3 separate regions of the Mus musculus genome follow, and regions 1 and 2 are each linked to region 3. Evidence: chromatin loops called from intact Hi-C (ENCODE). Cell type or tissue: heart. All regions are shown on one strand. Region 1 holds the start of 9630013K17Rik (RIKEN cDNA 9630013K17 gene). Region 2 holds the start of Elac2 (elaC ribonuclease Z 2). Region 3 holds the start of Cox10 (heme A:farnesyltransferase cytochrome c oxidase assembly factor 10).

The links. A loop is a pair of places that touch in the nucleus more often than their neighbours do. Peaks named below come from ENCODE experiments on the same cell type or tissue, not always from the same donor. Only the 100,000 strongest peaks of a DNase experiment are listed, where the experiment ranks them.
Region 1: a loop joins it to region 3, with 2.2 times the contacts of the local background. A loop is called at or near these places in 2 of 42 quality-filtered maps.
Region 2: a loop joins it to region 3, with 2.6 times the contacts of the local background. A loop is called at or near these places in 2 of 42 quality-filtered maps.

Annotation. Positions count from the first base shown.
Region 1 is chr11:63,961,056-63,969,055 of GRCm38, forward strand. Cox10 (heme A:farnesyltransferase cytochrome c oxidase assembly factor 10) reads right to left here. Exons shown (of 7, transcript NM_178379.3): 7 at 1,572-3,473. The coding sequence ends at 3,067. It overlaps Gm30060 (a long non-coding RNA gene), which reads left to right. Exons shown (of 6, transcript XR_388739.4): 6 at 1-1,335. 9630013K17Rik (RIKEN cDNA 9630013K17 gene) reads left to right here and starts at 3,171. Exons shown (of 4, transcript NR_131111.1): 1 at 3,171-3,219; 2 at 4,760-4,874; 3 at 5,319-5,758; 4 at 6,518-6,985. In heart, no CTCF peak of the experiment used is centred here; a DNase peak (open chromatin) is centred at 4,638; H3K27ac peaks cover 492 bases.
Region 2 is chr11:64,973,992-64,981,991 of GRCm38, forward strand. Elac2 (elaC ribonuclease Z 2) reads left to right here and starts at 5,044. Exons shown (of 24, transcript NM_001362983.1): 1 at 5,044-5,340; 2 at 5,727-5,777; 3 at 5,916-5,986; 4 at 6,617-6,681; 5 at 7,626-7,683. The coding sequence starts at 5,120. In heart, no CTCF peak of the experiment used is centred here; a DNase peak (open chromatin) is centred at 4,990; H3K4me3 peaks cover 2,310 bases; H3K27ac peaks cover 1,443 bases; H3K27me3 peaks cover 1,267 bases.
Region 3 is chr11:64,074,874-64,082,873 of GRCm38, forward strand. Cox10 (heme A:farnesyltransferase cytochrome c oxidase assembly factor 10) reads right to left here and starts at 4,599. Exons shown (of 7, transcript NM_178379.3): 1 at 4,463-4,599. The coding sequence starts at 4,505. 2810001G20Rik (RIKEN cDNA 2810001G20 gene) reads left to right here and starts at 4,611. Exons shown (of 2, transcript NR_033780.1): 1 at 4,611-4,904; 2 at 7,780-8,000. In heart, no CTCF peak of the experiment used is centred here; a DNase peak (open chromatin) is centred at 4,628; H3K4me3 peaks cover 2,326 bases; H3K27ac peaks cover 1,370 bases.

The sequences.
Region 1 (8,000 bases), 110 kb before region 3:
CCTGCATCTAGCCAGCATCACACACTATAGCCACTCTGTGACCCCAGGACTAGGGGGCGTCAATACAGGAAGGTTCTAGGCCTAGAAAGGTAGGGAATCACTTGCTCATATAAGCTCAGCCTTTCGGGTTTTAGTCTGAGCCCTCCCCACCCCCCTAAGGCCTTATTGTTCATGTTCCCTTGGACTCCAAGAGATCTCTACTGGGTAGGAATCTTAGGACACTGGACTGCAGAACACCTGAAAGCAGAGTGCCCAGAAAGACGGGCCAGGCATGAGCCCTGATGTCTGTGGGAGCCATGGTGTCTGGTGAGTGGGGTCACCTTGAGCACAGGGAGTCCTCAGGAAAGTTTGTCAATAGCCTGGTGTGGGGCTCTACATGAAAGATGGCTGTAGAGAACACTGGAGAATACAATGAGGTCTGAGAGGTCCTGAGTAGGAAGACAGGATGGGGAAGGCCTATGGAAGATTGACAATAGAAGGCAGCTGGCAGAGACTGGACGGCTTTGAGAAGGTGCTAGGCATGAAAATGTATGTTAGCATCCCAGAACTGTGAGAACTGTGACTGAGCAAAGACGAAAGGTTTGCTCGCTCAGGGTATTGGAGTTCTCAGGCTATGCAAAGGCAGCTTGTCCTGAGGGGAGAATGCGCCAGATGAACGCTACTACCTTATACCCAGGGAAGTGACAGACAGGAAGGCGCTGGGGTCCTGTCATCCCTTCAAGGGCTCCCAAAGGTCAGAAGACATCCTACCAGGCCCTGTGTCTTAGAGCCTCCATCACCCCCACGCCCCAATCCGGAGACGAGGCAGTTATGGTCTTTGGATGGCATCTTAGATCAAATAATAACGGTAGCAATTAACAGATAATGTGGGCTATACGTCCTTACAGCAGAACAGTCAAGAACAGTGAAAGTTTATCATCTGCAACAGTATGAAGAGAAGCGGGGGCGGGGATGGGGAGCGTTTGCTGAGTGAGGTAAGCTAGGCGTAGAAAGACCAACATCATGCAATCTCATTTCTCTGTGTGCTCTGTCCTGTGGCTGTGGTTGGTGTCATGTAACTGCAGCCCCAGCACGTGGAAGGCAGACACACATTAGGGCATCCCTGGGCTACATGAGACCCTGTCTCAAAACCACTATCACAACCAAACCAAACCAAACCAAAAGAAAATAAAAACTATTTAACCCTAAAATAGGAGGGTGGCTGACTGGCTGAGGCTGAGAGGTAGAGGAGATGATGGCCAGACAGGGAGGGAGGAGAGGAGGGGCATTATTTATTTATTTTTTAAAAACTGTATTGTGTGGTAAATACAGTAAAAAAACCATACATTTCAAAAACCACTAAACTTCAAATATCGCCACCATCCAGTGATGCTCACTTGAGACAACGGTTGTGCTATGACCCTGCTATGTGGATTCATAAATCACACCACTCGATGCTCTATAAATAGCTACAAGTATAATTTGTCAATTTACAGTTAGGAAAAATGAAGGAAGGAAATCCAGAGGCGCTGTCGCTGGCAGCTCCTGGAGGAGGCCTGGGATGGCTGGGAAACACAGGACACACGCTCAGGTTCTTTTAACTGTTTTATTGCAGCAGGAGGAGAATCAACACACTTTACAGACTTTAAGGCCGCAACAAGTCCTAGATGCTCTTTGCAGACATCGCCATTCCCTGTTACCACAGGACACAGCCAGGCGGTAACGTTACAAAAGGTAGACAGAGGTACCGGGCACACTGTCTGCAGGCACTCTGGACACCATCCTCCCCACCTTTTGTGGTGGTGTTAAGTTCAAACCCGAGCCCAGAGCTAAGCAAGTGCTCTCCCTTTGGTCACGGCCAAAGCCTTTCTTCCACATTTTGAGAGGACAGTCCAAATTCAAGAACCGTTTTCTGTGTGGCTTAAAGCCCTGGAGGGAATCCTGACGGGGCCCAGCACCCTGGGAGATCAAGGAACTCAAACTCTGGCAGCTCCACAATTTTAAGGCAGCATTGCTCTCTAGCCCTGGGGAGTACGCAACAGTCCGAAGACCTACAGGTCCCTGCATTTTACACCAGAGGCCATGGAGTTCCAGAGCTGGACCCATGGCCACTAGGAGCCCTGCTGCCCTCTCTGAACACCACTGGGCACGGAGGCCAACTTCTGGACTTAGGAGGTACCAGTGTAGAAATGTGGTTTGCACGAAAGAGATAAGTGAGCATAAAATGGTTGCTGACGCAGCTCACCCTCTCCCTCAGGTTATGCTGAGTGATGCCCTTCCAAAAGGAAATGCTGAGACCATGCCTGAGAGCATGATGAACACGTGGCATATTTCCTGGGGTTTCTGAACTCCTGGTTTGGGGTGGGATTGGACGTGGTGGTGTGTGCTGGCAATGTGGCCAGGGATCTGCAGGCAACCGTTTGGAATCCCCACTCCCAGTGGGCAGCCCAGGCCAGGTGTTGTGTTACTTCAGGGAATGTGTGGTTGAGAACACTGGTAGGGTAGAGGAAGCTAGGCAGGCCCCATCTTACTGGCAGAGAAGGGGTGCTGTAGCCACACTATGTGTTCTTCTGAGGAAGTGTGTGGGAGCTTCCAGATGCGGAACTACAGAGGTTGGGTCACAAGCACTCACCTGTTTGAGCAATGACCACAGTGGCCTCCAGGTGGTGAGTATGCACGCGCGCACGTGCGTGTGTGTGTGTGTGTGTGTGTGTTGGGGGCGGGGCTGGCCTGGGGTGGAGGGAGGAGGATGTGCATATATATCATGTGGGTGAGAGAACACAGGGCTGGAGGGAAAGATGCATAAAGACTTTCCAGGAGAAGAAATATTCTTTTTTTTTTTTTTTTTTTTTTTTTTGTACTGACCCCATATGCTAGTCCCTTTCTTGTTTGGGAAGCAGTTTGGATATTAATATTAAAAGGACTGGGAAGTGACGACACAGCACCAGATGATCTGCCACCAGCTGACACCATCCAACTCTCTTTGCCAGAATCACCAAAATACGCTTCCTGCTGGCCCAGGGCAGTGCTGTCCGTGTGTCTGTCTGCAGGTGTCTGCTCTCATGTTCCCCACAGACCGGCTGGCTCTCAGCTCGGAGCCTCTCCCTTGTCCCCCTCCTGCCCGGGCCGCTGCTTACAGGTGAGCATGAGCAGCAGGAGCAGCGGCAGGTGCCACAGGCTGCAGAAGAACAGTTTCCTTGAGCTCCTGCGGTCTGCGTCCACGTAGAAGCGGAAGCCGAGGTAGGAAATGTACAGGTTGATGGGGAGGGAGATGACAGGGAAGACCCAGGTGGTGATGTCCAGGACCGGGGCAGCAGTCGACAGAGCAATCAGGGCCAGGCAGTGGCGCAGTGCCACCCGCCGGCAGAGGGCTGGATGGGTGACGGACATCATACAGTAGCCTCCTCGGGAGTAGTCTTCACGGAGGCCCCAGCTCAGGGCATTGAAGTGGGGGAATTGCCAGGAGTACAGGATCCCTCCCAGAAGAAGCGCTCCTGTGAGGAGGGGTGGGGAGAAAAGGGAACAGTTAGGTGTCAGCGGCCATCTCCAAAGCAAGGCTCTCTCAGCCTCAAAGTGAACTCCTCAGGAGGCCTGTGCTCAGGTGGCCAGCAATCTGTCTCAGCCCTCCTGTCTTAGTGTGCTTTCTAGTGCTGTGATAAACACCGCGACCAAAGACAACGTTAGGAAGAGTTTGTTTAGAGGTTTCAGCAGGGACACAAGGGGGAACCTGGAGGTGGGAACTGAGACACCATGGAGGGCCACTGCTCAGTGGCTGCCTAACATGGCTTGCCCAGCCTGCTTTCTTAGATAGCTCAGGACCTCCTAACCAGAGGTGGCACTGCACCCAGTGAGCTGGGCCTTAACATATTAATTTGATGATGATGATGATGATGATAATGTCCCAACAGAGCTCTCTACAGTCCAATCTGATGGAGGCATTTTCTCAGTTGTGGTTCCTCTTCTCAGACTATACTAGCATGCCCAGTAGTACCCTTCCCAATGGAGGGATTCCCATGGGAGAGGACTGTTGGAAATAACGAGAGAGGCACTTTCTAGTTCAAGAGTCCTGGTACCCGTTTCAGTGACACACACAGGGCACTTATCTTAACACGGAGTTCTCTTGGGAATTGGAAGGCAGGCAGGGAAGGCTAGAGCAGCTGAAGGAGCAAATGGTGGTGACGGAGACTTCTTCGTGTTTTGATGGGACAATACAGCTAACTCTGCGACTGTCAGGTGGTGGAGATTCTCAGGGCACAGGGTGGCCTTAAGGACCCTGAGCTTCATGTTTGGGGAAGCCGTAGTAGATCTCACGAGCTGTCTTGGACCCTCAGGCCTTGGGCTGAGTATGATATACAGTAGTAATGACAGCCACAGCATGGGGTGGGGTTATGACAAGAGCAGGAAGTGTTCTGCCAAGGAAAGCTCATTGTGGTAACAGAACCAGGGCATGGCTGAGGGGAGACAGGAGGGCCCAGGGGAGGGATGGTAAGGCTCAGAGCTCCAGGTGGGTTTTATTCTAGAAATGACTGAGCAAGAACAAGCTTGACATGGTGAAATTGGCAGCAATGGGGACTCTCCCTCCAGCTCTGCCCCTCACTGTCCCCTCAGCCTCTGGTGTGCCAACTGCAGTAGTCTGTTGTGCAACTGAAAGTTTTGGCTGTGCTTCGCCTCAGAACGAGAGCGCTCAGACAATAGCTCAGTTCTGGAAAAGGAGCAAGCTGCTGTCTCTGAGAGGAAGTTGGTAAGGGTTTGGCTCGTGTCACAAATGAAATCTCTTTAGGATCCGCTGCTTAATGGACTGCAGTGGGAAAACCACCCACAGCTCTGCCTGATGGGCTTCAACTGCTGCTGCTTGGGAAGAGAAGAAAACAAACTGCTTTCTTCATCAAGATAAGGTGAGTTGGAGCAGGACAGACCGGGTCAGCTCAGGGCTGTGGTGGGGCCCACCTTCCTGGTGGGACGGACAGAGTGCTCTGCACATCCCCTCAGCCTCACTCCTCCAAGAAGCCCATTTTTATTGGGCCCGCCTGTCCTCCCTGACAGCAGATACCAACTGCCTGCCAGAGGACAAGGTCTGTTTTGGGGGGTGGGTAGGGGGAGGGGGGTTAATGTTTCTCTGCTGGGCTCTGGCCAGGGAAGGAGACAACACAAATGGAGTTGCAGACTGTGGGAAGTAACACCTTAGGGACAGAAAGGACTTGCAGGCTATAGAGAGAAGGCACCTCACTTGTTCTGGGGAGCAAGGGATGGCCCCTGCAAGAAGCACATTACAAGGTGAGCTGCCACCTACTCATTCATGAAGTCTTTGTTCTTGTCCTTTCTTTCCTTTTCACTTTTAGGTTTTTAGAGCCTGCATCCCATTCTCAGGCCAGTTTGGGCTGGAATTCTCCATGTAGCCCAGGGTGGCCTCAAACTTAAAGCAATCCTCCTGCCGTAGCCTCCTGAGTGCCAGGATTACTACTAGCACATGACACTAGGACCAGCTTCTTTTAAAGAAGCTTCCTCATTTTCTTAGACCTACCTGGGAGAAACACCAGCTTTCCCCCCTTTAATCACAGCAGTGATCTAGGGAACAGCTGTGCATCTGTGGGAGTGGGTCTTCAGGACAGTGACTTTCTGAGGCTCTGCTGCTCAGCGGTGGCTACCCCAGAGCACAAGAATGCCCTTACTTATTATGTGTGTGAGAGAGAAACGCATCCACAGTGCTTGTGTGAAGAGCAGAGAGAATGCTGGCCCGACCACAGACCTGCTCTCAGCGCTGTCTTCCTAGTGACACTTGGTGAGATTTTTCAGTTCTCTTCAAAACTATTTATTATTCCTACAAGAAACAGATGTGGGGTGGGGGCTCCCTCATTTCTACCTCTGCCCAAGTCCAGAAATGCTCTTCTGTCACTATTGACAAAGGAAGCTCAGCAATTCAGCCACATAGTACCTTCCCAGAAGGGTGGGGACTGTAAATAGGAGCACTAGCCCTCGGCAAGTACTCTTGCCACGATAATTCCTTTGGGGATGCCTGGTGGGTACCTGCTACCCTTACTGAAGCCCATCCACTGGCATTCAGCATCCACACAAAGTCTTAGTAAGGATAAAAACCCCACTGTGGTGAAAGCTGGGGTTGGGTTTGGCCCAACAGGCTCCTCTCTAAATGTGGGCCATGAAGCTCGCCTGCTCCATGGCTGGCCACAGTTGTGATGTCAGGATTGGACAGCTGAGGAAGCTGGTGGAAGCGGAGCTGTCCCAGAGCTCCAGGGTCACAGACCTTAAAGCTGTTTTTTTGAGGACTAACATGTGTGGTCAGCCTCAGTGCAATAGACTTCTATGGAGAGACAGACAAAGGGAAGCAGGAAGTGGACTAATTTATCAACCATACAGGAGAGACAAGGCCACATGACAAGTCCTCTGGAGATAGGAACACCAGTGGGCATTCCCAGAGTATAGAGTTCTTTGCGAGGGACTTAGGAATACTGAGGAGGAGGCTGCGCGGCAGGCACTTGGGGCTCTCTCCACCTGGAGGTGCTCTTTCTACCTTCCATCGCAGACGCTGGAGCAGCTGCACTCCAAGGCGAAGAAGTACAAAGCTCTGGCCCTCTCTACCTACCTCCCTACAAGTCTGAGCCCTCCACAAGTTCTTTCCAGAAGTCAAATTCCCCCTGGTTCCCATCAAAGTCCTTATGCTCATCCTCCAATGCTACCTGGCCTCGCCAGGGCTAATCCTATGGGCATTCTGCACGAGGCACTGTGTGCCGCTGAGGCTTTCCAGCCAAGGCCTGCTCTATCACCTCACCCAGGAGCCACTGGCTTGGCACCCTTGAAGCTAGAACCAGTTCCAGCCGGCAGTGAGATCAGCGAGAACTGAACAAAATGCAGCTTGTCTGCAATTATACTACCAGCAACACACGTACAGCCACTTTCTTTCACAGACCGTTTCTGTTCTGATGTCGACACTGGGTAAAACATAGGGTTCTAAATAGCCTTTGCTAATATTTCCATAAAAGTCAGACTTACTTTATTTTGCCTTTGAATTACAAAGATAGGGTTTATTGATGGTTGTGGTGGTATGGGTCTTTAATCCCAGCACTCAGGAGAGAGGCAGGCAGATTTCTGTTAAGTTCAAGGCCAGCTTGGTCTGTACAGTGAGACTCTGTCCTGTCCTACCCCCTACCAACCCCACAAAAGAAGGAAAAAGAGATACTGTTTATCTTAGTTAAGTCTTGCTCCAGGCCAGTTAAGGTAACATCTCAGGAACAGACACTATTGAGTCTGTCTGAGCCAAGTGGAGGCAGGGTTTTAAAGGAACTCTTTTCAAATGCTTGGGTTCTACACTGCCGGGTATTTAGTAAGCCTTCCATAAATATTTGTGGAATAAATGAGTGAAGGAATCCCCTCTGGCTCTCTTCTCTCATCTGGGAGGTAAACCTTGGAGAGCAGTTAGGGTTTGCAGTTTACCAGTGGAGGTTAAAACAACTCACTCTTTTTTTGTTACTAAAGCCATCCATCTGCCAAGTGTCACCCCCTGATAAGAGCCCATTTCTGAGTCCTCATTTGTAACTCAATGCTGGTTGACATAATTAATGTTTACCACACAGCACCTGAATTACAAACCAGAGTAACAACTCTAAAAGACTCTTCACCATGAAGGAGGCTCAAGGAAGACTTAAAACAAGGGCTTTCTCTAGACTTAGGAAATGACAACACAGAATCCCAGCATCTCTAAGAATGAGGTGATGCAGGGATGTGGCTTTGGAGAGGGGGAGGGAAAGAGGAAGGGAGCAAGCCTCAGATAAACAGTCTCTGGAGAGAAACAGCAATGAGAGGCCTAATGGGTATGGCTCCAGGCCGCTGACTGGGGCTGCAATGTCAGCTGCCAGCCACTTATCTGGCCAGGCCCGCAAGGGACTTCTTCACTGAGGTTCCAGCAGGTCACTTCTGCCTTTGCCATCACTGCTCCCCAAAACAAGTGCTTCAGCTCCTGAGGCTGCAGGTTAGCCCGGTCAGCAGCTGGAGACGGCTTTCCTGAGTTC
Region 2 (8,000 bases), 900 kb after region 3:
GATGTCTACTGGACAGTTGAAGGTTCTCATTATGCTTTGGTTGAGGGACAAGGGTATTGCTCACATTTGGCAGCCATTTAAACTATGCCTATGATAGGTGAAAATGAGAAAAGTGTCTCCTGTGTCCTGCCAGAGGAAACTGGGCAGGTGCAACTTGCTCACCTGTACTGATCCTCAGTTCCAGTTAGGCGACTAGTTAGGTCTGTGTCCTGCCACTCTGTAGACACCAGTGCCTGTGTAAGAAGTTATCCTGGTGGGTATGTGTAATGTATGCTTTAAGCACTCCCCTTTTAAAAGCATGGAGCAAGGAGAATCTCACTCACAGGTCGTGAATAGCTCCTCAACCCTCAGTTCTGGAGGAATCTCACAATGACTGATTTGCTCAGAACCGGACAAGTTGGTTAGGGTCAAGATATATACACTAGAAGGTGGAAAGGCTAGGTCTTGGGATTAGAGATGAGACTCTGGAATAGGGTTCAGGTGGCCACCAAGTAGATGGTCTGCTAGTGGTAGGTTCAAATAGTCAAGTTAGTTGTGGGATAGGGAAAGGGTGGTAGTATTCAAGAGGTTTTCTGGCCCAAAGAGATGAGAGAAGGTGAGGCCATAGTATACAAAGAGCCATTTACCTCCCTCCAGGCCACTGCTCCTGCTCCAACTTTCACAGTTGAGACAGAACTAACAAGTATGTTTGTGAATGTATGTATGTAAAATTAGGTTATAAAATATGGGTATGTCATGCATGCATGTAAAGCAACTACTACACCAGAGTAAATTGTCCATATAGCTCTATCTTTGCTGGTAGTTATAGGGTAGAGTGTGCCAAGAAAACCTGAACTTTTCTATTCCAAAGGCTATTTTGCTGTTTAACTTGAATACTTCTCTGATCACAACGTGCGATCTATTACCTTTTCTTTGGTTCTAGGTGGATGCTATTCAAGACTTGCTTTGAGTTCTGGGTTCATCCCTCCAGAAGCATTGTGGTTTCACCCTAATTTCTTGGAGACTAGCTACCACAAGAAGCTCAGCCTGACCACTGTAAAAGAACAGTCTACATGGGTGGAGAAGCTACTTAGAGTCTAGTGGCACCTCAGCCAACAATCAATATCACAATGCCTAGCTTGGAAGGTCATTTGGTCATGCCACTTCTCATTGAACATTCTAGGGAAAAAAAACCCTCAAGTTGCAGAGAGACAAGCCATCCTTCTGGATGTATCCCTCCATGAGCAATAAAGGATGGAAATGATCCCAAGCCACTGGGCTTAGGGTAGTCTCTACGTATGGCAGTGAACAAGTAAGTAAATGGAAGTGGGTACCTTATAGTAATTCAGAGTACCATTGGGTTCTCAAAGTCCATGTTCTCCATTTCCACTCCCCAGATATTCCTGACAGCCAGGCTCTCTCACCTTCAGCAAGTCTGGAGGCAAGCTTATCTCACCATGTGTCCTGACATAGATGCCAGTTTGGCTGAGTGATTCTTCATCCCATCCAATTGTCTAAGATGAGCTAGGTTTACAGTCAAAATCTGTGTCTCAGGCTGTGCAAATGGCTCAGAGTAAAGCACTTGGCACTTAAATATGAGGACCTGAGTTCAAATCCATAGAGCCCATATAAAGTCATACACAATAGCAGGAATGTTATTATGGTACAAGCTATGATAGTCATGTTTAGTTTTGAAGAGGTGACTTTATTAAGCACAGCAAGCCAAAGTAAAAGAATAAATAAACATTGAGAGAGGGATAACACAAAAACACCAATTGGACACTCAAAATATCCAGCAGAAACCAACTGGGGAAGCCCTCTGGAAGCAGCCCAATAGGGTTCTCAACCAAGTAGTCAGAGCCCCAGCTTTATCTGAGTAGAGGTCTCTGTATTCAAGACTATTACAGCTTGCAGCTGTGAGGTGCATCTCCTGCCACCGGTGAAAATACTTCCTATAGCTTAAAGTATGCTCAGTTTGAGAATATCTGACAGATGTGTGCCTAGAACAACAATAACAGGGCTTCACTTTTGTTTTCTGTATGGGATTTAGTATGAAAAGGTTCTCCTAAATGGATTTTTTTGTTTGTTGTTTTGATTTTTTTTTTCAGACAAGTTTTCTCAATGTAGCCCTAGTTGTCCTGGAACTCACACTCTAGACCAGGCTGACCTCAAACTGAGAGACTCACCTGCCTCTGCTTTCCCAGTGATGAGATTAAAGGCATGCGCCACCACTGCCTGTTTCCTACATGAATTTTTACTGGAATTTCTAACATTTTTTTTAATGTGCCAGATGTGGTGGTGTACACATTTAATCCTACCACTCAGGAGGCAGAAGCTAGTGGATCCCTGTGAATTCAAGGCTAGCCTGGTCTACGTAGAGAGTTCCAAGACAGCCAGGGCTACATAGAGACTCCTGTCTCAAAATAACAAAATAAAAAATTGTGATTTTTAATATTTGCAGGAGTGGAGGTGTCAAAAAATTGAAATGGCATGTAGCATTGGTCTGGGGATTTTAAAATGGAGTCAAAAGTTCTAAGACAGGCCACTGCTGAAACTCTGAAGTAGGTTGCAGATATGGCATTTCTCAGATCCAGTTGATTTTTCAAAGATTGTTAACCTCTCCTGACCCCTACAACAGACCCTCTCCCCCGAAACACTCAAGAGACCAAGACAACACCCAATCCCCCCACTTTTAAAAAAATGGCTTAATTTTTGCCAACATCAACCAAAGTTGTTGACTAAAGGATATAATTTAAGACAGGTGGTGGTGGTACATGGCTTTAATACCAGCACCTGGGAGACAAAAGCAGATGGATCTCTGAGTTTGAGGCCAGTCTGGTCTATAGAGTGAGTTCCAGGACAGCCAAAGTTACACAGAGAGACACTCTCTTGATAAAATGTGTGTGTGTGTGTGTGTGTGTGTGTGTGTGTGTGTGTGGTAAAAGCTTTAGGGGCTTAAACTAAAATGGCAGCCACTATCTTATAAAGCTCAAGATATTCAAGATTTCATAAATGTGATTTCCCTAATCTTAATCCTAACTAGCCCCAAGCAAGTGTAATTCTTCTTGTTCTTGGCTGGGTAATAGTATGTTACAACCTTTCCTTTCCTTAAAAGATGTTCAGTTATCTGGGGTTTCCCTGCCGCTCACTGGTATGATTACTTCAAGTAGGATGGTAATTGTCACAGAGCCAGTTTCATATTCAGTGAGGCTCTCCAGTAAACACCACGCCACATTCCTCAAGTGTGCTTTCTGAATTTCTAGAGGATTCAACGGAGAGCTCTGTTGTGGAGAAACCCTCAAGAGCCTCTGAAATGGTAGTAGGCCTTTTTCTCAAATGACCCACACTGGGACACGGAATGTTACAGTGACTCGCACATAGTCATCCTCTCAGTCTGCCCTCCCTCTTTCTCTGCTAGCCTAGATCCACTAAGGACCCCAGGCTGGGCTTGACCTCAGGGGAGCCATCATTCCTGGATGTTACTGTTTTGAAATGTATATGGATGTTTTTTGTGAATGTATGTTTGTACTTCAGGTGCCTAACTGATACCTGCTAAGGTCAGAAGATGTGAGTTTCTGTGGGAATGGAGTCTCAGAAGATAACTTGTGAGTCACCATGTAGGTGCTGGCAACAGAAACTCCGACCTCTCAAAAATAGTGATCTTGAACTATGATCGATCCATTTGGTCTCAGCATTAAAAAAAAAAAAAAGTGTGTGTGTCTTCCTGCCCATCCACCCAAGTTGGGAAAGGGTCTCATGTAGCCCCAGGTTCACCTCCAACTCACTATCTTGATTGTCCAGCTCCAGCCTCAGAGCCACCTGACAGTCCAGCCTCAGACATCTGACAGTCTCCCTGAATACTTGTTTAAATACATTTCCTGCAGGTGGCAACATTTTCTTCTCCATAAATTTCTATTATTTATTCTGCGTATCTCTTTAGTGCCACTCAAAGCACCGACCATCAAAGGGCCTTTAGCCAACCAAGCATGCCAAATACGACTCTGGCAGGCCTTGGCTTCACCGCCATACCCTCCATCTTGCTAAAAATCATTAGATTACATCCATAAAGCTAGACACCAAGGTCTATTCCCTTATTTGACCATTTTCTCCTCTTGAGGCTGACCACTAAGGTCCAGCTAACAAAGCACTGAAGTCCAGCCCCTTGAAAAGCCCCCTTTGGCTTATGTAATTAATATACACAATCAAAACAAACCAACTTATCCTAACATCGGATTTTTTTTTTAACCTTTATGAACTGTTATTTGCCTATGGGTCGGTCTCCTCCCTATCCAGAGGCAGCCCTTCGTGTTTCGGGTGCAAATACTCCTCTCTCCTCTCTCTTGACCCTTTTCTCTTCGTCCTAGTCTCTATCTTCTTTCTTTGTCTCTTATTCACTGCCTTTTGTCTCTCTGGGGAAAATAAATCTCCTTTGTTCTGAGAACTTGGTCTTGGGGTGTCCTAAGTCGACTTTCGAGGTCCCCACAGCCATGTTAATTCTAAATATCTCCCAAAGATAAGCACTGTTAAACTATTTCCGTCTTGAAGTAAGGAATGCAAGGCAGAGAGGACCGGCTCATAACAGCAATAAGACGCAACACTACGAAGTTTACTTAGTCTTTTCATCTCTATTCTCACGCCAAAACAAAGAATATCATCTGAAATGTGTTCTTATGGTGGAAATCAAATTAGCCAGATCTATCTCCCATGAGATCGTCACCATCATCATAAGCAAGAACAATGCAAACTTGGAATACTTTTGTCGAAGGGCAGAGCTCCTGACAGAAGACGATGAACCTGAAAAAGACTCAGTCCTTTCCCAGTAATGCCTTTCGAGTACTTGCACTCTCAGAAGTCCCGCTTCCGCCAAGTGACAGTAACCGGAAAACGTCAACAGGGAAAGCCGGAACCGGTGAGGGGGGCGGGGCCTCCGGCGACGCTCTAGCTTTCGCTTACTCTACGTCCACCTTGATTGACAGACTCCGAGCTCCAAGGCTCGTTACGATTGGATGCGGAGCTTTGGATGGGCGGGCAGCTAGCGCGGCGGCGCGCTGATTGGTCAGTTCCGCCATGCGGTGGAGGGGCGGTGCTTGTGGCGGCGTGAGGGGTCTGGCTGCCTTGTCAGCCTGGTGTGGTCGGGTGCATGTGGGCGCTCCGCTCACTGTTGCGTCCCCTTGGCCTGCGCACCATGTCGCAGGGTTCGGCTCGTCGGCCGCGGCCATCCAAAGACCCACTGCGACACCTGCGTACGCGGGAGAAGCGCGGCCCGGGTCCCGGGGGCCCGAACACCGTGTACCTGCAGGTGGTGGCGGCGGGCGGCCGGGACGCGGGGGCTGCTCTCTATGTCTTCTCGGAATACAACAGGTCAGAGTGGGCCGACAGCCCTGGGGGATTGGCCCCAGCGCCACGTGCTCGGGAGGCCTCCTGTCCAATCCTGTATATATCCCTTACCTCCCTTAGTCAGCATGGCTTTCAGGTATCCGGGCAAAACTTCCCGTGCCCCGACTCTCACCATCACCATCCCAAAGCGGGGGCCTCACCGTGAGTGTGTGGGCTAGACCGGTTTCATAAGTCGATGGGGAAAGACATCACTCCCCATTGATCTATACCAAACTACACTCTTCCGTCACTAACCAAAGAGGGCTCAAAACCTACTAGGCAGTATGAGAACCCTGTCATTTATGTCGCTGTATCTACAGTAAAGCATTTTACAGAGTATACTTGTAAGTACAGTAATGTTCCTCCTGTAGGTACCTTTTTAACTGCGGAGAAGGCGTCCAACGACTTATGCAGGAACACAAGTGAGTCAACTCCTGGCTTCTGGGGTGGAGATGATTATGGGCTTGAAAGCTGAGGTGAGAGGCAGATGAGACTTCTCAGCAGACACGGTCTCTGGTCGTCTTTGTTTCATCTGGCTGAAATGTATGTTTTTTTCTTAGACTGAAAGTCGCTCGCTTGGACAACATCTTTCTGACTCGGATGCATTGGTCAAATGTTGGGGGGTTGTGTGGTGAGTATGTGTTTGGAGGTCAGGGGCCGGTGGGAAGTTTCTGGGGGCTTAACATGGCTTGCAGCTCATTTGTTCATCTTCCTAGCCCAGGGGAGATAGAATTCCTGGTACACTAGCTTAGTCAGCTTGAGTAGGGGGTGTGAAAACCTAGACTCGGAAAAGTAGGCCTTGATATGGTTACAACCTCCACCTGGACCACAGATTTAACAACAGAGTGCTGTGGTGGGTGCTGATCAGACTCTGCAGCTGGATTCAGACACATACTGTCATCCAGACTGTGTGGCTGCCAGATTTTGAAAGCATAGTAGTATGGGCAGAGGAGAGAATGAGGTAGTGGACTGTGCCCTCCTCCCCCTTGCATAGCAGACCCTGCTCTGATGCATGGTTAGATCAATGCTAACATTATTTTCTCTTTATGTATTGTATAGTTGCTTATACCCTAGAACAGGGACACGTAGGTAAATAACTAGTATAGCCAGAAGCACCCCACCACCATGCACACACACACACACACACACACACACACACACACACACACACACACACACACATACCACATACCGGACAGGGCCTGCAGGCTAAGTTGAGAGTGCTGGATTTTTATTTATTTTCTCTTTACATTCTTTTAAGGAATGATTTTAACTTTAAAGGAAACCGGGCTTCCCAAATGTGTTCTGTCTGGACCACCACAGCTGGTGAGTGTCTCCTGGTCACCCGTTAAAACCACCTCCTTTAAAAATGGTAGCAGTCTTCATTTTTGTAACTTAACCTTCTGCCCTCAAGGATAACAGGTAGTGGAGTTAAACACATCTCCTTTCATAGTATGTAAATACTAACTGTGTGGTCCTGGGTGAGCTACTTTGCCTCTCAGCCCCAATTTCTTAATTTATAAAGTGGCCAGAATGATCCATAGGTTGTTAAAGTTGAATTGCGTGAAGTGGTACATGGGAGGGACTAAATCACTCACTATGGTACCAAAGAAGGACTTCATGAATTACAGCGTTCTTTCTTTCCTATTCAACTTAAGACATCTAACTTTGTCTCTAGCTTCTCTTCTTCCTCCTTGAGCTTTCACTCTCTGTGAACCAAATTAGCCTTGCTTGTCAGTTCCTACTTCTCAGCAGTCCTCCCCTGTGTGGCAGCCAGAACATGGTGTACATGCAGGGCACTGCTTCCCGCCCTAAGCTTTCCCTGTGTGGTGTGTGTGTGATCCACAGGGTGGTCTTTAAGTCCCACAAGCCCAGGCTGCTGTTCATACTTCTACCTGTGTCATCGAGCTGGAGCCACGAGGGCCAGCCCTGCCCCTTGTCTTGCTTTCAAAAGTCATTCCCCCTGGAGGTGTACCACACAAGTTGGTGTCTGCCCCGTCTTTCATTTCTTTCAGAGTACCTGATTGTTACTGAGTTGTTTGTGTTATCGTTGGCTTCCTCTCCATCTCTGTTCTAATGAGAGCAAAAACTTCATATCTCTTACTGTTGCTAAATGGTGGCATCTAATGACACTGGGCACAACAAATAACTGTCTAGATGAAATTTAAAGTACTAGCTAAGTTTTGTGTTTGCCTAGAGTACATATAGTACTTACTTGAATACATTACTGTGCCCTATGTTTAAAACATAACTTCTTCCTTATTTTTTAGGAGAAATATCTAGAAGCAATCAAAATATTTTCTGGTCCATTGAAAGGAATAGAACTGGGTATGTTGTTGACTGTGACCTACTGTCTTACGTTTTTTCTTACATGAGCCCTGCTTTGTAAATTAGAATCCATCAAGAGCTGCCTTAAAGCAAGACTTAGAATCGCATGCTTCCTTTCAGCATGCCATGGTTTCTTTAAGAGCTGTGATTCTGTTCTTTGTTGGTTCTTTCTCTTTTCTTTTTGATGATTTACTTGTATTTCACATGCCTTTGTGTTATGTCTACATATATGTCTGTATGAGGTGTGAGATACCCTGGAACTGAAGTTACAGACAGTACTGAGCTGCTGTGGGCACTGAGAATTAAACCGAGTCCTC
Region 3 (8,000 bases):
GAGTACCTAGGCCCCAGTTAGTGGAACTGTTTGAGAAGAATTCAGAGGTATGGCCTTGTTGGAGGAAGTGTTAATAGGAGTGGGCTTTGAGGTTTCAAATGTTCATGTCATCCCCAGTTAGTGCTCCCCCTCTCCCTCTTCCTCTTATAAGTTACCTTAGTCACGGTGTCTCTTCACAGCAACAGAAAAGTAACCAAGACAACTACCTGTCCCTAAAAAACGGGTAGTTATTAATCTTTAACTCATTTCTGAAGCTCCAGTAAGCCAATATCTGATTACTTTTGGTGTCTTCATGTGAGTGGACAGCCTTATGTCTCTATGGCCACTTCTTTCTCACATGCATCTCTATCCTTTATTGCAGGTTCCAGGAGCATCTTGAGCTCTTCCGTTCTCAGCTAATGAATCAACATGTTCACTCAACTCTGTCCCTCTCTTTCTATCCCTACCGAGAGACTCTATGATCTTACACTGGAGTAGAGTAACAGCAGTCAGAGTGAAGACAGTCATCAGCCTTCATGCATCTCCTTTCTTTTCCAGCCCATGTTTCACAGATTGCACCCCTTAAGCCTCCCCAAACAATATTACCATCTTGGGACTGAAGGTTCAAATGTCTGTGCCTGTATTCAAACCACCATGCCCTACATAGCACTCACACAAACATGGATATCTACTTTATCACAGCAATGCTGCTTCATGACCTCACAACTAAGCCGACCACACATAATTGAATCAACTTTATTTACACTGCTTCCTCGTATGCAATCTATTTTCTACTTATCAAATGTTCAATCTCTTTCCACTGTTCTACAATGTTATATTGTGTTTTATGACAGCACTTTTTTCTTTTATTCTTCTCCCCTATATTACATCCTGACCACAGTTTCCTCTCCCACCCACCCACCCCAACCTCCCCTCTTAGCCAGATCCACTCCTCCTCCATCTCACTTCAGAAAAGGGTAGGCTTCCCATGTGTTATCAAGCAAACATAGCATAACAAGTTACAATAAGACTAGCACATCCCCTCATATTAAGGCTGGACAACGCAACACAGTAGGAGGAAAGGGGTCCCAAGAGCAGGCAAACGAATCAGAGACATCCTCTACTCCCACTGTTATGCATTCCATAAGAACACTAAGCTATACAACCATAACATAGAGAGGACCTTGATAAGACCCATGCAGGCACCCTGATTGTCGGTTCAGTCTCTATGAATTCCTATGAGCCCTGGTTAGCTGATTCTTCCAGCCATGTTTTTATGACCTCTCTGGCTCCTACAATCCTTCTTCCTCTTCCATGGGCTTCCCCAATCTCTGCCTAGTGTTTGGCCATGGATCTCTAAATCTGAAGCAAACTGTTCTCATCGGTTATAGAATGCAGTGCTCGGAATGAAACAGCCTCTATCTTCACTAGACTGGCAGTGCCTGCTTGCAAGAGTCCATCAGGATCCAGCTTGATAGCTGCTGGCATTCCCTCCCAGAGGGGTTGGGGAGGACTTGGACTCTCACCTGATCCAGCCACTCCTCACAACCATTTGTTTGCTATTCTGCCTTAACTGCATATGGCCTCAGGCTTAGAGATACTAGAGTAATAAGGCCGGGAAAGGTGCCCTTTCATGGCTATGGGGAAGCCATCATCTACACTGGGTACAAACTTGCAAGTGCAGCTGCTTTGATATCCCCTCCTACTCCTGCCGGTAGCCCCCTCACCCATGCTCTATAAGCAACCCAATAAAAACAATGGCTCCCTAGGCTGAACTTTGGTGGAACCATCCTTTGGTTTTTGATTAGGACCTTATGATGAGAGAGTAGGCACTGTTTCCATCTCCCCAAGGAAAGATTTCTCAAAACACCATCATCATATTGTTTAGTTCTTCAGATGGCAGAGTCTCTTCTTTAGTCAACTCTGCTACTACAGCTCCTGGACACTTGCCATATAACAAAGTGAAATGACATTTGGTAACTGACTAGCACAAGTAGACTTCCTGAACTGTGAGAACAAGTCCTGTCCTTGGAAATACAAGGCCATTATCTGAAAGTAGAGGTAAGCCAATTTGGCACTGAAGTCATATCTTCAAATCGCAATTATGACACGCTTACTTTCAAGTGAATGGATATATGTTTGCCTTGGAACCACCCTGGAAATTCGTTCTAGATTAGATGGGTCAATCTGAAACTGTACAGAATGGCTGTAACAACACTGTGAGGGGTGGGGAGAGACACAGCTTGGAAACTGTATTTATAAGTGACTTGGTTTTGTCAAAGTGTGTCAAGTGTCCATGAACAAATACATAGAAAATAAAAGCAATTTCTGGCCTAAGTAAGCACATGAAAATACACTTTAAGATCCACAGGACTTTCAACAGATATATTAAAATCTGAAGAGATAATCAGAACACCTATACTCATCATTAACACTGGACTGCGACTGCAGGGCTTTGTAAATCAACTAAGGAGACTTAAAGTTCCTGAACCATATTTAATGGAAATGAGAAAAACTTAAACTTTTATGAGCCAACTCAGAAGTAACTGCTAGTTACTAAACAACCTTAATGATCCCTCTGCCGACTCTTCCCATCAAACTTCTTAGAGGGATCTTTCATATATTTACATATGAGCAGGTTTTTCTGAAGATATGCTCAATTTCAGAAAATAAGCTATTAGTTCCCACTGTTTTACAGCTCCAGAGGCTGATCCTAGAACAGAGGGGTGGGGGGGTGCATATGCAACCTGTCTCCTAGCATGATGAGACTTAAGAGTCAAAACAGAATTGTCCTAGAAGAAGCTGAAATACTGCCGGGCAGTGGTGGCACACGCCTTTAATCCCCGCACTAGGGAGGCAGAGGCAGGCAGATTTCTGAGTTCAAGGCCAGCCTGGTCTACAAAGTGAGTTCCAGGACTGCCAGGGCTACACAGAGAAACCAACCCTGTCTCGAACCCCCCCCCCCAAAAAAAAGAAGCTGAAATACCAAACAGAAAAGTAGAAAGAAAGGTTGCCCTGAGGAATCTGTATACAAAGAAGAAGCGTCCGTACAGACAGATAGTCCAGCACTGAGATGAGCCCTCTAAGAATGAGTACCGAGTGTCTGCATCGAGGAATACTCACAATCAGCGATTACAGAAAGTAACAAAGAAGTGAGTCAAGAAAGACTCACAACAGACACACACACACACACACACACACACACACGAAGAACCCCATAAACTTTTTATTTTAGAAAATGACAGTCATATGAAAAGAGGTGTCCAAGGAGGCTCTATCACTCAACGCACAGCTTTGACAATTACCAAGTACTGCCCAACTTTGTCTCTTCTACCCACCCTTCCACTTCCTGCCCTGGTTTATGAGCCAGAAGGTACCTTTGAGATCACCTAGCTCAGTTACCTTATTATAGACGCGTAAATGTTTCATTAAAGAAAGTCAAATGATCTGCACTGGGATCATACAAACGCACGGGAGAAAAGAGCTCTACAGAAGCACAGTGATCACCACAGTCAGCCAGACACAGTGGGCAGTGTGTAAGTGACAGGGAGGCCTACAGGATGGTTCTGGGCTGTGAGAAGGTACACAATGGCTTCCACTATCTTGTCTGTACTATAGATCACTTTGCCACCATCCATGGATACTAGTCACAAAACCAACCTCCTCTTTAAAATTTCTACCAGCACAATCTCATTCATTCACAAATGACTGAGCATCACCAATGCACATAGGCATTGCTCTGGGCATGAGGGATACAGTGGTGAACCAGGGAGACAGACTATCTTTACTTTCACAAAGTGTTTCTCTTACTGGGAGGAACACACTAAATTGTTGCACATCTGTACTGCAGGTGTGAACAATTACACCGTGTGTTATTCATGATAAATTAATATGATATAAGAAAAGAAGGATAAAGACTCCTATTTTAGTTAGAGTGCTAAGGTTGGCCTCCCTGAAAAGGTAAAATATAGGAGCTTTTCAAGAGTTTGTGATAAACACACATCTGTCAAAAGTCCTTCTGATGGAAGGAGCCATACTGATGGTACAGCGCTGGCTCAATGGGATTCAGTTGGCAGTTATCATTATCATGGTGATTAAGGTAACACTTTAAGCTGGAAGACAGCTCCTTAACGGGGGGGGGGGGGGGGGGGAGGTGCGCTTCTTGTCATTAAAAGGCGGTGGCCAGGAACCGCGGCTCTCATGTGCCAGGCTTGTGGAGCCCCATGGTTTATCCTGTCCCTCCATCTTGCACTGTCTGAAACTCCAAAGAGCACGGGATATCAAGCCTTAGGGACCACCTGGCCTACGGTGCAAAGCTGGTCCACAATACTTGGCCTCGTCCCTTCAGGTGACCCTAAAGGTCACCTCCCTGCCAAGTGACAAGCCAAGGGCTTCCAAGGTTGCAGGCGGCCGGCAACACGGTACCGCACATGGCAAAAAAGAAAACAATTCGTCCACGATCATTCCCAACCGGGTACAATACCTGTGAGGAGGCGCGAGGAAATGGTGTGCGGGGACGCGGCCATAACGTACTGGTGCAGCAGTCCCCAGGACCCCAGGACGCCTCTCACCTCACCGGCTCCTGGGCGCCGCCATCTTGCTAGCCCGCCCTCTGAGTGAGGCGGGACTTCCTCTTGTCACTTCCGGCTCCCAGCGCTCTCTGAAAGCTAGGCTAGCGGAGCTTATAAAGATCGGATGGTAGAGCTTTCGCTTTCCCCTCAGACGCTCCAGATGTAGACTAGGTGAGCTCTCTGCCCGGGAGGGACAGATCGTCGGAGCCCGCGGGCGGAAGGCGAGTCGTGGCGGGGTTAGGGCTCTGGAGTCCGGCCCGGCCCGGCAGTCCCCTGAGCTTGAAAGAATTGAATGCCTCCTCAGTTGTCACCCAGGCTGATCTTGCGCAGGCTGTTGGCTTCTCGTGGAGTTTGGTAAGTAAAAAAACGAGGAAGAAAGAAACTCATTAAAAGAGCAAAACATGACTTACAAGGGCAGTTTGTGTTTGCTTTCAGCGATGAGGTGAGATCTCTGTGGTTCACCTCAGGTGCTGATCAGGGGCCACTGAGACAGGAGTTTGTGTAAGAGCACGCACTGTGTCTCTGCAGCAAGAACTGGTCATGGTGAGCGTCATCCCGATAGGGATAAGGTAGAAAGCGCTATGGAATGAGGTTAGCATTTCTGTGAAGTAGGCTAAAGAAAGGCTTTGAAGAGCCAACTTGCTGCTCAGTAGAAGGAACTGTGAGAGTTTTCCAGTTTACCAGGAAGACAGAGCAGAGAATGGGATTTTCTGAGGCCCATCACAGTTCATCACTGTGGACCTAGGATAATGGTTGTCCCCATCAAATTAATCTTAGACTAAGGAAGAAGAGGATGGATTTCTGGTGAATAACTGAAAAGTTAACAACTGTTCAATCCACTGTTTTTCGAGCACTTTGAAATGCTGTGTTAAGTGAAATATTACAAAGTACAAACCTTAAATCAACAAATGAAAAGCACAATTTGGGATCTAATCACACCAACAGTGAGTGCTGCTTAGGGGAGGCCTTCTGCTTTACAGCTATCTTGGTTAATTAGACCCACTGTTCCTGGAACTCTGATCATCATAAATAAGTTAGCCCTTTACAAACTAGATCTCAGATACCTAACTCAATGGTTACATGGTATGGAACCTGAGGGCTAGAGAGATTGCGTGATTCAAACTGTAGATTGTATAGCAGTCTACTGTACTTCCTATCTCTTTATAGTTGTCTCTTAAAATTTGTGTTATAAAACCAAAAAGTGATAGGACTGTACACCTATAAGATGGCTATAAACAAAATTAATCAATAGCAGGAGTTAACAAGTTAGTGAAGAAGTAGGAATCCTGATACATTGTTTATAGGAATATAAAATATTGTAGCCACTTTGGAAAAGCAGTTTAGGTGTTCCTCAATAAGTTAAACACAGCGCTACCTCCTGACCCAGCTGTGCCTTTCCCAGGTATATTCCCAAGACAAATGACAGCATTCATTCACTCATAATATCCCAAAGTGGATATAACTCAAGTTATACATCAACTGATATTCTGTGACATATCCACATACTGGCCTATTTGCCATGAAATGAAAATAAAGTGCAAATACATACTACAACCATGAAAACAATACTAAGTTGAAGAAATCAATCACAAAAGGCCATGTATTAGATAGTTTCCATGTGTATGAAAATTCCAGAATTCTTAAGTCATTAAAGAGAGGCAGTAGGTAAGTAATTACCTGGTGCTAGTGGGAGGAGTAGAGAGAAAAGAGGAATGTCGCTGGTGGGTACAGGGCTCATTTAGATAGAGAGAAAATGAAAATAGTCCTAAATTGATTGTGGGGTGGTTATACAACTTTCAATATACTTAAAACCTTAGTGTAGACAGTTGATACCAATTTTGTAGATGTAAAATTTTATGAAGATAGTTGTATATAAGTATCTTCATATATTTCATACATGAATACATTATGGAGATAATAGGTGTTATTTTCATAGAAATTGTCTAAAGACTGTCCAACTCTGTCTTAGTTAGAGGTTCCCTTGCTGTGAAGAAGTACCACGACCACAGCAACACTTACAAGGGAAAGCATTTAACGGAGGGTGGCTGACATACAGTTCAGAGGTTTAGTTCATATCATCATGGAGGGAAGCATAGTGCCATTCAGGCAGGCATGGTGCTGGAGAGCCGAGAGTTCTACATCAGCATGTGAAGGCAGCAGGAAAAGACTGGGCCTGGCTTGAGCACCTGAGACCTGAAAGCCCACCCCTTAGTGACACACTTCCTCCAACAAGGCCACACCTCCTAATAGGACCATTCCCTATGGGCCTATGTGGGTCTTTTTTTTTTTTTTTTTCAAACCACCACAGACTCCCTCAGTTTTCATTATTCATCATGCCAGCTTCTCACTGATTACAAGTTCCCCAGCCTCTGCTTCGTATTCCTTGGCATCAGCATACTTCCTCTCTGGGAAAAAAAAAATCTTACTTACAATAGGGATAAATAAAAAGAAATATTTTAATGGTCGTGAGTTGGGGTCCTTCCTTTGTTCCTTGCTACTGAGGGTTTAAATGAAGCAGGCACTTCTAAGCTCTACCTCCAGCCCCATGCTGATTCTTTGCATGATGAGAAAACTTCAAGAGGACTCAACTACTGCTAGGGAGTAACATCTTTAAACTGTGCTTCCAGCAGATGGGAAGCAGGGAGGAAGAGAAACTAGCCCCTTCTCCTTCTGCCACTCTTGCTACATTGTGGCCCTCATGGGCAGAGCCATGCTGAGCACCTGTAACAATGTGGTTGGCCCATCCCCAGCTCTAGGCACAGTTTGGCATGCATGGCAGCTTTGTAAATTACTGATGGGAATTCTTAGAGTAGATGCTCTACTCTTAAATGATTGGAATTTACAGCCTCATGGGAACTTGACCACCCAGCTCAGCTCCTCAGAGTTCCCCCTTGTTCCTCTAAGGTGACTGATCACATCAGAGTGGGATCATTCTCTGAGATCATTCCAGATAGGCACCTCAATTATAGTCTGCCAGCACCCTTTCCCATCCTTACTTTCCAGGGCTCAGCTCCACCCATGAGTCTTGGGATACTAAAAGTGAAGGTTACAATTATTTAGAATGGGAGAGTGGCAGGAAAGTGCACTGGGTAAGCTCTCTTTGCCACCTTTGTAATAAATAGACACTGATTATAGCGAGGGATAAAGAATTCCCAATACCAAAGAGGAATCAGAGTTGCTTTAAAATACCATAATGTCATCCACCCTCATCTCTCACTTCGTTTTCCAGAGTTTTTGGACAGTGACGTAGGATGGCTGTGTTGCCCAGACAAGAGAAGAAAAAGAAGAACCTGTTGCTTAAGTTCTGGAGACATTTTTGTTGCTGTTGTTTACTGAGCATGTGAAGGGAGGTCTTTCTGCCTTGCCTGTTTTATTTTCAGGAAGCAGGGTTGGGAATGAACCCTGGCGCTGAGACAGCCATCCTGAAGCTAGAACAAGCCGGAAGAACAA